2 separate regions of the Homo sapiens genome follow, and region 2 is linked to region 1. A link is a loop called in an ENCODE intact Hi-C map of the cell type or tissue named here. Cell type or tissue: HCT116. All regions are shown on one strand.

Region 1 (8,000 bases):
AAATTGGCACACAGAGCTGGCAATATATTCTTGCCAAGGCCCACTTTGTTTGTTTGTTCTGAGACAGTGTCTTGCTCTGTCACCTAGGCTGGAGTGCAGTGGTGCAAACACGGCTCACTGCAGCCTCTGCGTCCTGGGTTCAAGCAAGCCTCCTGCCTCAGCCTACCATGTAGCTGAGACCACAGACATTCACCACCATGCCTGGCTAATTTTTTTGTTTGTTTGTTTGTTTGTAGAGATAGGGTCTCACCATGTTGACCAGGCTGGACTCAAACTCCTGGACTCAAGTGATCCTCCCACCTCAGCCTGCCAAAGAGCTGGGATTACAGGCATTAGCCATCGCACCTGGCCTGCCAAGGCCCACTTTATGCATGGGAGAAAGATAAATTTTTTACCTAGAGGGAAATCCTAGCACAAGGCATCCTTGAGTCAAAAGACCTATCATTTAAGTACTAACTCTTAAACAGGCGTAGGAAGGATCACATCTTAAATCTTTAGAGTTTCAAATCAAATGATCTAGCTGTGTTTAGCACACTGAAGGTGCTTACGACATAGTTGGAAGTGAATGGATGAATAAATGAATGCCTTGAACAAATGAACAAACCTACTTCCCACCCAATTTGTGAATTAGGAAAGCGACATCCATTTTAGAAATGAGGAGAGTGACACCTAAAGTCACCCGGCAGATCAGGGTCAGGCTGTGGTACGGAATCCAGGCCAACTGGAAGTCCAGCATTCTTTTCCCCATACCAGGCAGTTTCCCGGTTCCTGATCTCAGCAGGGACATGTCATGTAAACCAGACGAGTCATTTCCAGGCCTTGTGTTTTGTATTCTCCTACCTAGGACAAGAAGGTCACTGAAGTGACCACATGTCTATTTGATGTTTGTTTGAGACTGGGGTGTGTGTGTGTGTGTGTGTGTGTGTGTGTGTGTGTGTGTCTTTGAATGAGAGAGAAAAAGAGAGAAAAAAAGAGACAGAGAGAGAGAGAATGCATACATTCTCACGAATGGAAAGGCAAATACATCTTGTCAGCAGCTTCCACCTTCCCGTGGTGCAGCTGTAACATGTCAGGTGTATTGGGGCACCCGAGATAAGCTGGTTTTGACATGCTGCAGATGCCTTCCTACCTCCCAGGGAGGCTGTGACCACCCCATGTGACAGAGACAATGACATTCAACATCTGGGTAGCAGCTTATGTGAGGTCATGACTCAGTGCCCAGCACATGGCAAGTACCCAGTGAGTGGTGGCTGCTTTCATTACTTAATAGCAATCTCCCTGGCCCAGACCTTCTTACCAGGCTCATACTTTCCAGCACACTGAACTGGGATCAGGAGGTCTAATTCTACTCCCAGCTCTGACATCCACTTTCTGTGGGACCCTGGATGTCTAACCTCCCCGGGCCTCCATCTCCTCATCTGTAGAACGGAGAAAATCATACCCTCCTCACAGGGCTGCTGGGAAGACAACCAGAGAGACAGGCTATGGGGGCACTTTGCATGCTATAGACAAGGGGCAGCAAACTACCAGGGACAAATCCAGCATGCCACTTTGTAAATAAAGTTTTGTTGGAATGCATCCACCCTCATCCACATACGTATTGTCTGTGGCTGCTTTCACACAACGGTAACAGAGCCAAATAGTTGCAACAGAGACTAAAGGTCTGCAGAGTCTAAAATATTTAGTATCTAGCCCTTTAAGGAAAAATTTAGCTGCTCCTGCTATTGAGCGATTATTCCCAGGTGTTAGCAGCCTTCCTCCTTCCTCTTCCCTGGGAGATGCTCACTCTCAGGCCCTCCCCAAAGGCTGGTGCAAGGCCTGGGTATCTCCTCTTTGACAAGGTTTCCTGGTGACTCTGATGAAGAAAGGCCCTTGGTCCAGACTGCAAAACACACCAGGGTAGTGGACTCAGACAGACTTGAGATCAAATCCCCGTTCTATCACTTCCCACCTGTGTGACTGCAGACAAGTTGCTTAACCTCTCTGAGCCTCAATGTACTTATCTACAAAATGTGGACAACAATGCCTATCCCTTAGAGCTCCTGGGAAGATTAAATGAGACAATGTCTATAAAGGGCTCAGTCAGGCCTGACACAGGATGGGTGCCTGGTAATTGACAGGTTTTTCTTCCTGCATCCCTAAACTAATTTAGTCCCTGGGTATGCTGCATCTTCTCAGTTCTCCCAGAACCCTCCTAGCTTCTCCCTTTCTGCCCCACTGTGGCCTCTTAGGGGGACTCTGCCCCCCATCTTTGTTGAAGGTCCTTCTTCCCCAGCAGGGAGAGGTACATTTGCTGAGAGGCAGCGCTGGGGAGCTGGTCTGATAGAGCCTGGAGTCCTCGGCCCATTTCTGACACTGAAACACCAGCTCCGTGTTTACACAAGGACTCTCATAATATTTGCTTTCTGTGGCCATTATTTGTCCAGGGGCTGACGTCAGATGAAGACAAGCAACTCCCCACTAGCGCTTTCAAAGCACAAGGTCAGCACCTCCCTGTCCCCGCTCCACTGTCCCATCCCCTGGCTCCTTGTCTCAGTTTTCTAAACTAACCACACTCCAGGCTTTGGGTGACTTAGCAAATGTGTTGGCGTGGGACCAGCAGAAAGGCAGATTCTGGTCCCAGCCTGTCGCTAACTAGCTGGGCGACCTTGGGAGGGTCTGGGTCCTCTCCCTGGGCCTCAGTTGCCTCCTCTGTGCCCTGGGAGGGTCGCTTCCAGCGCCACAATTCCATGACTGTGGAACTTCAAGAACCCCCCAGGCTGGGAGATTCCAGCACCCACTGTCACTCTCCTTCCCCACCCCTCCACCCTTCTCAAGCTGCCTAAGAGTGGGAGGAAAGTGAACAGAAATTGTGAAAACAAAGCCACACTTCGACTTAACTACAACCCTGCCGACAGCACAATCTTTCATCAAGATAGAAAATAAGAAGTGAAAAAAGCTACAAGGCTTCAACTGGGCATTTTAACATGGAGGTATGTCCTCCAGCACAGCAAATACCCTGCACCCTGACCAGGGTGGGGAGCCTGTGAATGGACATAAGTCCAGCCTCTTCCACCCATCTGCCACTCATATGAGAAGGTTGCCGGGTGCCGTGGCTCATGCCTGTAATCCTAGCAATTTAGGAGGCCAAGGCGGCCAGATCGCCTGAGAGAGGTCAGGAGTTCGAGACCAGCCTGGCCAACATGGTGAAACGCCATCTCTACTAAAAACACAAAAATTAGCCAGGTGTGGTGGTGTGCGCCTGTAGTCCCAGCTACTGGGAAGGCTGAGGCAGGAGAATCACTTGAACCTAGGAGGCAGAGGTTGCAGTGAGCCGAGATTGCACCACTGCACTCCAGCCTGGGCAACAGAGTGAGACTCCATCTCAAAAAAAAAAAAAAAAAAAAAAGAGGTAAAGAGGTCAAGCTGCAGGTAAAGCCACCTATGTCACAGGGCCAGCTCTGCTTCCCAGGGAGGGGGAAGAATCATGCGTATAAGTCCAAGGGGAGAAAAAAAAATGGCAAAACCAATCCAGGGAGTTACTGACCCCACTGAAATGTGGATCCATACCAAAGACATACGGGTCCACACCTCCAAAGGACTAAATAAAGGACACTCAGCTGAAACCTCAGCCCGAGGGACTTTAGTAGGTCACATCAAACCCTTTCCTGACTTGGCATGGGCCAGTGCGGGACAGTCCAGTAGTTTAAGCAAGTCTATGGAGCCAAACAGACCTGGGTCTGAATTCCGGTAAGGCCACCCAGTGGCTGGGTGACCCAGGGGGAGCTATGGCGCCTCTCTGAGCCTGGGTTTTCCCAGCTATGAAATGGAGATGATAATAATTCATACCTCTTGGGGCTGTTGTGAGAACGTAAGGAACAGTTCAGTGCCTATGCCAGTTTGAAGGTCATACGGGGCCCTAGCCAAATGATCTTCTCCTTGGGTTACTGGATGATTCTTCAAGGGTGATAACCATCAAGACCTACTCTGGCGGATCAGGCACGGTGGCTCATGCCTGTAATCCCAGCACTTTGGGAAGCAGAGGCGGGCAGATCATCTGGGGTCAGGAGTTTGAGACCAGCCTGGTCAACATGGTGAAACCCTCTCTCTACTAACAATATAAAAATTAGCCAGGTGAGATGGCTCATGCCTGTAATTCCAGCACTTTTTGAGGCCTAGGCAGGTGGATCATTTGAGTTTAGGAGTTTGAGACCAGCCTGGCCAACATGGTGAAACCCCATCTCTACTAAAAATACAAAAATTAGCTGGGTGTGGTGGTGTGCACCTGTAATCCCAGCTACTCGGCAAGGCTGAGGCAGGAGAATTCCTTGAACCCAGGAGGCAGAGGTTGCAGTGAGCTAAGATTGCACCATTGCACACTCCAGCCTGGGCAACAGAGCAAGACTCCATCAAAAAATAAATAAATAAATAAAACCCACTCTGGCATGGAGAACATCTGAGTTCTTTGAAGCACTCACATGTACATTCTCATTTGTAGCACTTCTCACAACAGTGCCATAAGGTGGGTCACTCTCCACAGTCTGCAGATACAAAAACTGAGGATCGAACAGACAAAGCCATTTGTCCAGAGCTCACCACAAGCCCTCGCCCTGAAGCCCAGGACTTTGACTCCTAGTCATTGCTCTGGCACCTCCTTCCACAGGCTCAGATCCTACTGACCCCATGTGGCCTCGGTGGGTCCAGCTGTGTCCAGAGGCCTCCCAGACACTGGCTCCAGGCCTCTCAATTTCTCTCCAGCCTCAAAAGGAGGTTCAGACAGCGGAGGTGAGCTCAGCCAGAAGTGTGAGGAGACAGCGCCCTCCAGTGGCCTCTGCGCAGCAGCGAGGGAAGCCGAAGGAGGGGGTGGGGCACTTCGATGTCACAAGGGCTGCAGCCCCGAGGAGAGGGACAGAGATCAGGGGCACATTCGACTCCTGTCCTCACCGGTCCAGCCCCTTGACACCTCCAATACTCCTTCTGTCCCAGGACTCTTAGAATCACACCATTCCAATCTGGAAAGAAACTGAAACGCCACCTAAATGAATATTCTCTTTGCACAAAGATGATTGAATCCAGGGTGGAGACAGATCATCCAAGGTCATGTGAGGAGTCAGGGTGGAATGGATTCAGAGCTCAGGTCCCCTACCTGCCCCTTCAGCCCCAGCAGGAAGTTCATGGAGGTTGGATTCACCAGCCCTGCACCTCCCCGCTCCCCATTTTTCTCCTCTGCCTTCAGGGCTGCCAGGCACACCAGGTAGAGTGGGAGGGGCTGAGGCAGAAGAATGATGGTGATGGGCTCTCCAACTCTTGATGGCTGTGTGACCTGGTGCAGGTTACTTAACCTCTCTGTGCCCCAGTTTCCCCCTCTGTGAAATGAAATTGAATCCTCAATGCCATAGGATTACTGTAAGGACTAAATAATGCATAAAGTAAAAAAGGCCTGGTAGGTGGTAAGCAGCCCCCAAACATGGCAGCCCCTGCTTCTGCTTTTATTACTATTCGTTTGGTGCCTCTAATCCATTGGTTCACTTCTGAGGGGCCACAAGCTCTCCCACGCACCTTTCTCTCCTCCCCTTCTCTCACGTCATTTCTTCTCACCAAACCCCAAAGCGACAAATTAATCCCCAGTACCTGTATCTCTTGTCTGTCACATTCGAGGCTCTGCAAGACGGTGTGGCCTGGCCAGGGACTGGGGAGTCGGTGCCACGCACACAGCCCCTCTGTGGGTCAGCCTGCCACTCTGGCCCAGGGTAAGCTTAGCTAAGGCTGAGTCTCAGAGAAGGGCTGAAACCCCAAAGGGTTTTTCTGGTGCCAAGAGCAGACCGGGTTGAAGGGCGCGGTCAGTACCTTCCTGGGATGATTCTAAGCGCCCAGCTCTAACAGCTGAACATCACCAGGCTCGAGTTTCAGGATGGGAACCTTGAAAAGCCCTCTGTGATTTTCCTTTTCACATCAGGCTTGGGGCCAGGCAGACATGGGTTCAAATCCTTGCTCTGCCACTCATGAGTTATGTGATCTTGGGAAGAGACTGAATGTCTCCGGACCTCAGTTTCCTCATCTGTAAAGTGGGAGTGGTTATAGGAGTGTACGGAACTGTTGGGTTTGGATTAAGGTGTCCAGCCCACTGCCTGGAATGCAGCACTTTGACTTGCTTATTGAACATCAAAATTAATTTACCGCCTTTTTCCCTCAAATCCTGTTCTTCCTCTGGAATTCCCTGTCCTGGTAGGGGTCTGTAATACTTATATCTAGGATGTCTATAATACTTACACATCCAAGGAGGGGTGGCCCATGTTCTCACACTTTCTATCAACTCCGTCATAGCTGTCTTGCACAGAGGTGAATCCATCACAGCTGCCTTGCATGGCCATTCCTCTCCACCCACTTTGGCCATGGCTCTCCATCCAGGACAAGGTTATGGCAAATCCTTCATCACTGGTTTCCTCCTTCCAGCCTCCTTACTCCTGCTGGGGTGGTTACATCAGCCCCTCTCCATGTCTCACTCTGAAACACATGTTCAGAGCACAAAGTCCAAACTGCTCAACCGAGCCAGGACGCCGAGGTCCCTCATGATCTGGGCCCCTCACTCCCACCTCCCCAGCATCATCTACTCCCACCCTGCCTCCCACACAAAACAACTCTCCCTCCCCAAACTCTCAGTGTTCCCTGAGGATGAGGCTCCCTGCTGCTCTGTGCCTCTAAGCCTCTGCCCCCTGCCCCCTGCCCCAACCACCCAGAACGCCCTCTCTGACAACCTCCTCTGCAAGCCCTCTGCAACTGCTCCCACCTGCCCAATTCTTCCCACGTGGAGCCAAGCACTCTCTCCTTCAGGCCCCACCGGCCTCTCTCAGACCCCCATGACGGCCCTTCCCACCTGTATGCGGCAGGTTTACCTGACTAGGCAATCCAGGAGGGAGGCGAGAGCACTGAATGAGAGCAATGCCTCTGGGGTCCTGTCTCCTGGGATTTACTGAGAGGACGTGTGGAGTCCTAGCACCATGTCTGCTGCATATAGATGCTCAGCAAATGAAAGTGATTCTTTTTATGGCTATCTCCCCATGAGGCTGCAAATTCCTAGAGCAAGACTCATGTCTTAATTATCTTTGCATCCCCAGCAACTAGCCCTGTGATCTGGCCCACAGTAGAAGTTTAACAGATGTTTTCACATGGATGAATGGATGGATGGATACATGGATGTATGGATGGATAAATAGATGGATGGTGTGGCTGAAAGAGGAGGAAGAAATACATAAGAGCTGCCATTTAGCTGGTAACTAGGCAGTGACAGAAACGTGCATAGCACTTTACAAAGCAATGTCAGCCAAACCCAACCACGGAGATTGATTCTATTTTTATCCCTGTTTCATGGTGGGGAGGAACTGGCTCAGAGAGGTGAAGACACCTGCCAGAGTTCCATAGTGATGACATTGGTGACAGCCGATATTCAAAGTCACTTCTGCCTGGTTACAAACCCCATGCAATTTCCATTTCTCCACGCTGCTTCCTAAAAGGAAGCAGTTGGAATAGCAGCCGCATCTGAAGGAAATATGAACTAGAATTTATGTCGAGATTGCTAAAGTTCCAGCCTGGCCAACACAATGAAACGCTTTCTCTACTAAAAATACAAAAATTAGCTGGGAGTGATGGTGCTGCCTGTAATCTCAGGTACTCAGGAGGCTGAGGCAGGAAAATCACTTGAACCAGGGAAGCAGAGGTTGCAGTGAGCTGAGATCTTGCCATTGCACTCCAGCCTGAGGGACAGAGCGAGACCCTGTCTAAAAAAAAAAAGAAAAGAAAAGAAAAAGAAAAAGAAAAAGATTTCTAAAGTTACCAGGTGCTTCACACTTATTTTATTTAATCCCACGAGAAGGGAGGCTGCTATCTACCATCCCCATAAAGAGATGAGGAAACTGAGGCCCAGGGAGTTTGGGGAAGGGCAGGCAGATCCAGAGCCCTTTACTGCTGCCTGAGCCATTCTGGTTTCCAGATGCTGGAAGTATCTACAGCACAGAAGTGCTGGC
Region 2 (8,000 bases), 400 kb before region 1:
GGAGATCGTGACCAGCCTGGCCAACATAGTGAAACCCTGTCTCTACTAAAAAATACAAAAATTAGGCAGATGTGGTGGCGGGTGCCTGTAATCCCAGCTACTCGGGAGGCTGAGGCAGGAGAATTGCTTGAACCTGGGAGGTAGATGTTGCAATGAGCTGAGATCGTGCCATTGCACTCCAGCCTGGGTGACAAGAGCAAAACTCCGTTTCAAAAAAAAAAGGAGCTGTAAATATTAACAAAGGGGGTCCTGACACATGTGTACTGAACAAACGTATGTTACATGTGTCCCATGTTCACTGTGGGGTGGAGACTTGACATTTAAATGCATTACTGCTGGGCATGGTGGCATGTGCCTATAGTCCCCGCTACTCAGGAGGTGGAGACAGGAGGGTAGCTTGAAGCTAGGAGTTCAAGGCTGCAGTGCACTATGATCGCACCTGTGAATAGCCACTGCACTACAGCCTGGACAACATAGTGAGACCCCACCTCTTTAAGCATGAAAACAAGACCCTGTGCATCAAAAGGTGAAGCAGGAACATGAAGGTACTCAAGTGCAGCTTCTGTAAACCAGACAGAACCAGTCCATGCTCTGTGGTCTTCTTATCAGGAGAAAGTTACTGAAATCTGTGTCCTTACCAATCAAAGCTGGAGTTATGGCTTTGGAGCAGGAGCAGGGGGTCTGTTAGGGTCTGGTGGTGGATGAGCTGCAGTTGTTTTAATATTATTGATCTCAAGGCCAGTGCTTGTTGAGCTGCTAGAGAAAAGGAAAAATCTCAGGCAGCTGGGAACGGTGGCTCATGACTATAATCCCAGCACTTTGGGAGGCTAGGGTAGGAGGACTGGAGGACTGCTTGAACCCAGGGGTTTGAGACCAGCCTGGGCAACATGGCAAAACCCCATCTTAGCTGGGTGGGGTGGCACATGCCTGTAGTCCCAGCTACTTGGGAGGCAGAGGTGGGAAGATCACTTGAGCCCGAGAGGTTGAGGCTGCAGTGAGCTGTGATTGCACCACTGTACCACTCCAGCCTGGGTGACAGATTGAGACCTTGTCTCCAAAAAAAGAAACAAAGAAAGAAAAATCTTGTGGCAGTTAGAACATAGCTTATTTTTTTAAGTGTAGGGGTCTTAACCCTTATCTGGCATGACCTTAGCTCTTGTTATAATTTGGTATCTTACTGCCACTGAGAATCTGTTCTGTCAGTTGTAAGATCTCTATTTTAACATTAATTTTTTTTTGCGGGGGTTGGGGACGGAGTCTCACTCTGTCACCCAGGCTGGAGTGCAATGCCGCGATCTCGGCTCACTGCAACCTCTGCCTCCTGGGTTCAAGTGATTCCCCTGCCTCAGCTTCCTGTGTAGCTGGGATTACAGGCATGGGCCACCATGCCCGGCTAATTTTTTGTATTTTTAGCAGAGATTGGGTTTTGCCATGTTGTCCAGGTTGGTCTCAAACTGCTGACCTCAGGTGATCCGCCCACCTTGGCCTCCCAAAGTGCTGGAATTACAGGCATAAGCCACAGCGCCCGGCCTAATTTTTAACATTAATGCTGGTCAGTTGTGTCTACACCACCAAAAGGAAGTCTAATGAGGTGTGCCTGACTCCCATCCTGTCATGGCTGGGAACTCAAATTTTAAGATTTCTCTGGGGTCCTCTTGGCCAAGAGGAGGCCCATTCAGTGGTTGAGAGGGCTTAGGATTTTATTTCCAGTTTTCACAGTTAAGGTGGAAGCACCTTTGTATTCTTCCCAAAAGTCATCACCATGATGGACAGAGGGTTTTTATCCATCAATTACTGCTTTTGCTTTTGGGCACATAATAGGATACCTCTTTCTTGCCCCCTTAAAGTTAGGTTTGGGCCAGGCACAGTGGCTCACACCTATAATCCCAGCACTTTGGGAGGCCGAGGTGGGAGGATCACTTAAGCCTGGGCGTTCAAGACCAGCCTGGGAGTTCAAGGCCAGCCTGGGCAACATAGAGAGATGCCGTCTCTACAAAAAGTAAAAAATTTGCCAGGCATGGTGGCACATGCCTGTAGTCCCAGCTACTTGTGAGGCTGAGGGTAGGAGGATCGCTTGAGCCAAGGACATTGAGGATTGAGTGAGCCGTGATAATGCCACTGCACTCCAGCCTGAGTGACAGAGGGAGACTCTGTCTTAAAGAAAATAATAATAATAATACATCTATCACCTTGGCTGGATGGGATGGCTCATGCCTGTAATGCCAACACTTTGGAGGCCAACGCAGGAGGATTGCTTGAGCCCAGGAGTTTGATACCAGCTTGGACAACATAATGAGACTTCGTCTCCACTAAAAATAAAATAAAATAATTAGCTAGGCATGGTGGCATCTGACTGTAGTCCCAGCTACTCGGGAGGCTATAGTGGGAGAATTGTTTCAGCCTGGGAGGTTGAGGCTTCAGTGAGTGGTGCTCACATACTGTACTCCAACCTGGGTGACCGTGAGACCCTGTCTATCTGGGGAAAAAAAAAAAAAAGTTGGGTCTGGCCATTAGGCTTGCCAAGGTGAAATATTGAGAGACAAAGCAATTTGTCAGGCTCTCGTTCTCTCTGCTGTGACATCTGGTTGTTGCTGGTCAGCCTGGTCCCAGAGTGAGATGTGAACTGGAGGCTCTGCTAACCCCTGATGGACATGTAGCCCAACCATGAAATAAACTCTGTTATAAGCCACTAAGACTGGGTGTTATTTATCACAGAGGCATGGACCTAACCTATCCTAACTGATAATATGAGTTTGGTGTTTGTCCTTCTATTCTGTGCTGTTATGTTTTTATCATATATATAAATATCCAAAACCAATATATTGCATTGTTTTGGTTTTTAAAAATACATGCACAGCTTCATGCTGTATGGACTGTCCTGCAAATTGCTTCTTTCACTCAATGTTGTGGGTTTTTTTTTTTTTTTTTTTTTTTTTTTTTTTGAGATGGAGTCTCATTCTGTCACCCAGGCCAGAATGCAGTGGTGCCACCTCGGCTCACTGCAACTTCCATCTCCCGGGTTCCAGTGATTCTCCTGGCTCAGCCTCCTGAGTAGCTGGTACTACAGGTGCCCACCACCATGCCCGGCTAATATATATATATATATATATATATATATATATATATATATATATGCACACACACATATATATATATATATATTTAGTAGAGATGGGGTTTCACCATGTTGGCCAGGGTGGTCTCGAATGCCTGACCTCAAGTGATCTGCCTGCTTCAGCCTCCAAAAGTGCTGGGATTATAGGCATGAGCCACCCCGCCTGGCCTTAATGTTGTGTTTTTGAGGTCTATCTCTAGTTCGTTGCTGCTGTTTGTAGCATATCCCATTGCCTAAATTTTTATTATTCTTTATTCCTTCCTCATGGATATTTAAAGCAGAGCTAATTTTTTGTGATTGTGAACAGTGCTTCAGTGGATGTCCTTGGACATGTCTCCTGGTGCACATGTAGGAGAGTTTCTCTAGGGTATATTCCAAGAAATGGACATGCTGACTGGGAGGACATGCTCATTTTCAACTTTACCAATTGCCAAATTGCTCTCCAAAGTGATTGTATCAACAATACTCCTTCAAATTCTCTTTTTTTTTTCTTTTCCCATCCACTGCCCCTACACGTTACAAACTGGCCCCATTTTTCTCCTAAACCACTTCTGGCATCTCAGCCGTCCCCTACAACTCTCTTCCCATCCTTACTCTCACTCCAGCTCTTTTTTTTTTGAGACGGAGTCTCACTCTGTCTCCTAGGCTGGAGTGCAGTGGCGCAATCACGGCTCACTGCAACCTCCACCTCCTGGGTTCAAGTGATTCTCCTGCCTCAGCCTCCCAACTAGCTGAGATTACAAGCACACGCCACTATGCCTGGCTAATTTTTTTGTATTTTTAGTAGAGACGGGATTTCACCATGTTCTCCAGGCTAGTCTTGAACTCCTGACCTCAGGTGATCTGCCTGCAAGCTCCAGGTCTTGCAAAGCCTGAGAACTGGTATGGCAAGGGCAGAGTGAGAGCAGGGAAGAAATGGAGTCAAGCTGAACAGAGACTTCCGCATCATGAGGGTGGTGGGAGGTGGGGAGGAAGTTCTGAAACCACACACATTTATCATTGTTATTGAGTCAGACAGACAGTGCCTGCTGACATGTAACTGTCAGGCGTTGCCAAGGCACAGTAGGGTTGCAAAGGCTGAGTGTCCACTTCCTCCCAATGAGTCAGGAAGAACCCTTGGATAATTCTCCAAAATAGTTTCAGAGTAAAGGGCAGTGGGATATATGTAATTTCATAATGTGGCTGGCCAGCGGGCCCCCAAGGGACCTCTACCCATCCTCAGAGGGAGGCTGGGAGCTGTGATGACCCAGTTCTCTCCACACATGGGCAGCAGAGAGTCAGGGAATCTTGCCTAAAACTGCCAGCATTCAATTTTCCTTTGTTCAAATCTCCAAGTCTTATCAATTCAAGTCTTTTAAAACCCATATAGTCAATAACTTAATTCTTTGAATAATGATTAGAATGTCAAGGCCAATAATTTTTTGCTTTTGATTTCTAAATCATGAAAAGCCAGCAATGCATTTTTCAAGAAGGCACAATGTCAATACTTCAATTCCTTTTTTTTTTGAGACGGAGTCTCACTCTGTCACCCAGGCTGGAGTGCAGTGGTGCAATCTTGGCTCACTGCAACCTCCACCTCCCAGGTTCAAGCGATTCTCCTGCCTCAGCTTCCTGAGTAGCTGGGATTACAGGCCCACCACCACGCCTGGCTAATTTTTGTATTTTTAGTAGAGACGGGGTTTCACCATGTTGGCCAGGCTGGTCTTGAATACCTGACCTTGTGATCTGCCCTCCTCAGCCTCCCAAAGTGCTGGGATTACAGGCATGAGCCACCCCGCCTGGCTGGTTTGTAGAATTCTTTATATATTCTGGACATAGGTCAGATGATTGAGATCAAATGTGAATCTGGGCTGGGCGCAATGGCTTGCATCTGTAATCCTAGCACTTTGGGAGGCCGAGGCAAGTGGATCACTTGAGGTCAGGAGTTCAAGACCAGCCTGGCCAACAGGGTGAAACCCTGTCTCTACTAAAAATTTAAAAATTAGCTGGGTGTAGTGGCACTTACCTGTAGTCTCAGTTACTCAGGAGGTTGAGGCAGGAGAATTGCTTGAACCTGAGAGGTGGAGGTTGCAGTGAGCCAAGATCATGCCACTGCACTCCAGCCTGGGACACAGAGCAAGACTCTCTGTCAAAAAAAAAAAAAAAAAAAAAGGTGAGGCCGGGCGCAGTGGCTCATGCCTGTAATCCCAGCACTTTGGGAGGCCGAGGTGGGCAGGTCACCTGAGGTCGGGAGTTTGAGACCAGCCTGACCAACATAGAGAAACCCCATCTCTACTAAAAATACAAAATTAGCTGGGCGTGGTGGCAAATGCCTGTAATCCCAGCTACTAGGGAGGCTGACGCAGGAGAATCACTTGAACCTGGGAGGTGGAGGTTGCAGTGAGCCGAGATCACACCATTGCACTCCAGCCTGGGCAACAAGAGCAAAACTCCGTCTCAAAAAAAAAAAAAAAAAAAAAAAAGGTGAATCTGTCAAACTTTCTTTTGTCAATTAACATCAAAGACGTAGTGCTATCCCAGCACTTTGGGAGGCTGAATTAGCTGGGCGTGGTGGTGGATGCCTGTAATCCCTGCTACTCTGGAGGCTGAGGCAGGAGAATTGCTTGAACTAGGAAGGTAGAGGTTGCAGTGAGTCAAAATCACGCCACTGCACTCCAGCCTGGGCCAAAGAGCGAGACTGTCTCAAAGAAAAAAAAAAAAAAAGACAGTGCTGAGAAATCTTGTTCTCTGCCTGGCCAACATGGTGAAACCTCATCTCTACTAAAATACAAAAATTTGCTGGGTGTGGTGGCGGGCACCTGTAATCCCAGCTACTCAGGAGGCTGAGGCAGGATAATTGCTTGAACCCAGAAGACGGAGGTTGCAGTAAGCCGAGATCGCACCATTGCACTCCAGCCTGGGCGACAAGAGTGAAACTCCACCTAAAAAAAAAAAAAAAAAAAAAAAAAAAAGGAATCTCATTCTCTAAAATCAGAGACTGTCAGAAACTTTGCTGTTTGAAATCACATCAGTGAGAGCAGAACATCCCACGCTTCTCTAGTGGGTCAGAAGAGCCAGGTTTGATACAGAGACATAGCCTGTATCTACCCAGATGCAGAGCTTCAGATAAAGGGTTTTTGGACACAATAGTCTATATTTGTCTTACCTTTGTGGTGTCCAAGGAAACAAGACTCTGAGTCTGATTCTCAGCCCACGCCAGATGTTAACCCCTTTACACATTGCCAGCTTTGCTTTGCACCTATCAACACGGCTTCATTTCAATTTCACCTAAACTCCAACCTCCTCCAAATCCTATGATAATCCCATTTCTTCTTTTGTTTGGTGAGACCCTCCACAGTTTCTCTGGTGTGTTGTCTCTCTTGCTACATCAAGTTAATAAGCCTAATTTTGTTAAACTACAGCTACATCCCTAGTGGTCTTTTTCAGATTGGATTTGTCATAAAATTCAGGCTTTCTCTTTTCTTTTTTTGCTTTTGAGATGGAGTCTCACTCTGTTGCCCAGGCTGGAGTGCAGTGGTACAATCTTGGCTCACTGCAATCTCTGCCTCCCCGGTTCAAGCAATTCTTCTGCTTCAGCCTCCCAAGTGGCTGGGGTCACAGGCATGCACCACCACACCCAGCTAATTTTCTATTCTTAGTAGAGATGGGTTTTCACCATGTTGCTTAGGCTGGTCTTGAACTCCTGACCTCAGGTGATCCACCCGCCTCAGCCTTCCAAAGTACTGGGATTACAGGCGTAAGCCACCATGCCCAGACCTTTTTTTTTTTTTTTTTTGAGACTGAGTTTTGTTCTATCCGCCCAGGCTGGAGTGCAGTGGCTCAATCACAGTTCACTGCAGCCTCAATCTACTGGGCTAAAGTGATCCTCCCACTTCAGCCTCCCAAGTAGCTGGGACCACAGATGTGCACCACCACACCAGGCTGATTTTTAAAAAATTTCTGTAGAGATGGGTCTCACTATGTTGCCTTGGTTGGTCTCAAACTCCTGGGCTCAAGGGATCCTCCTGCTTCAGCCTCCAAAAGTGTTGGGATTACAGGTGTGAGCCACCACGCCCAGCTGCTCTGTTCCTTTACTCACTCATTGATCCATTCATTCAGTGTTTGTCCAGCCTATGCTCAGTTTGTTGTTGTTGTTCGTTTTTTTTGAGATGGAGTTTCACTCTTGTCGCCCAGGCTGGAGTGCAATGGCGTGATCTCAGCTCACTGCAACCTCCGCCTCCCAGGTTCAAGCAATTCTCCTGCCTCAGCCTCCTGAGTAGCTGGGATTACAGGCGCCTGCCACCATGCCTAGCTAATTTTTGTATTTGTAGTAGAGACGGGGTTTCACCATGTTAGCCAGGCTGGTCTCGAACTCCTGACCTCAGGTGATCCGCCTGCCTCGGCCTCCCAAAGTGCTGGGATTATAGGCGTGAGCCACTGCGCCTGGCTCCTATGCTCAGTTTTTGTTTTTTTGTTTTTTTTTTTTTTTTTGAGACAGAGTCTTGCTCTGTCGCCCAGGCTGGAGTGCAGTGGCGTGACCTCAGCTCACTGCAAACTCCGCCTCCCGGGTTCACGCCATTCTCCTGTCTCAGCCTCCCGAGTAGCTGGGACTACAGGCACTCGCCACCACGCCCGTCTAATTTTTTTGTATTTTTGGTAGAGATGAAGTTTCACCGTGTTAGCCAGGATGGTCTCGATCTCCTGACCTTGTGATCCGCCCATCTCGGCCTGCCAAAGTGCTGGGATTACAGGTGTGAGCCACCGTGCCCGGCCTATGCTCAGTTTTAAGTACTGGGGTCATGGTGGTGACAGGGCAGACAAAGTCCTTAGCTTTGTGGACACTGCCTCTAGTGGATGAGATAGAAAATAACTAGGTAATCACAAAAACAAAGTAACAGGTTATAAA

The links. A loop is a pair of places that touch in the nucleus more often than their neighbours do. Peaks named below come from ENCODE experiments on the same cell type or tissue, not always from the same donor. Only the 100,000 strongest peaks of a DNase experiment are listed, where the experiment ranks them.
Region 2: it touches region 1 in a loop (15-fold over the local background); 8 of 110 quality-filtered maps call a loop at or near these places.

What each region holds. Positions count from the first base shown.
Region 1 is chr1:22,411,969-22,419,968 of GRCh38, forward strand. LOC105376856 (a long non-coding RNA gene) reads right to left here and starts at 6,996. Exons shown (of 3, transcript XR_947058.2): 1 at 6,873-6,996; 2 at 6,250-6,483; 3 at 4,363-5,002. RefSeq lists an enhancer at 5,262-6,177. In HCT116, a CTCF peak has its summit at 4,801 (motif pointing left); DNase peaks (open chromatin) are centred at 763 and 4,773; H3K4me3 peaks cover 658 bases.
Region 2 is chr1:22,015,098-22,023,097 of GRCh38, forward strand. No RefSeq gene overlaps it. Among named protein-coding and RNA genes, the nearest start is that of LINC00339, 6.1 kb to the right of the region's middle. RefSeq lists an enhancer at 3,859-3,948 and silencers at 4,149-4,208, 7,823-7,942. In HCT116, CTCF peaks have their summits at 4,373 and 7,961; a DNase peak (open chromatin) is centred at 7,914.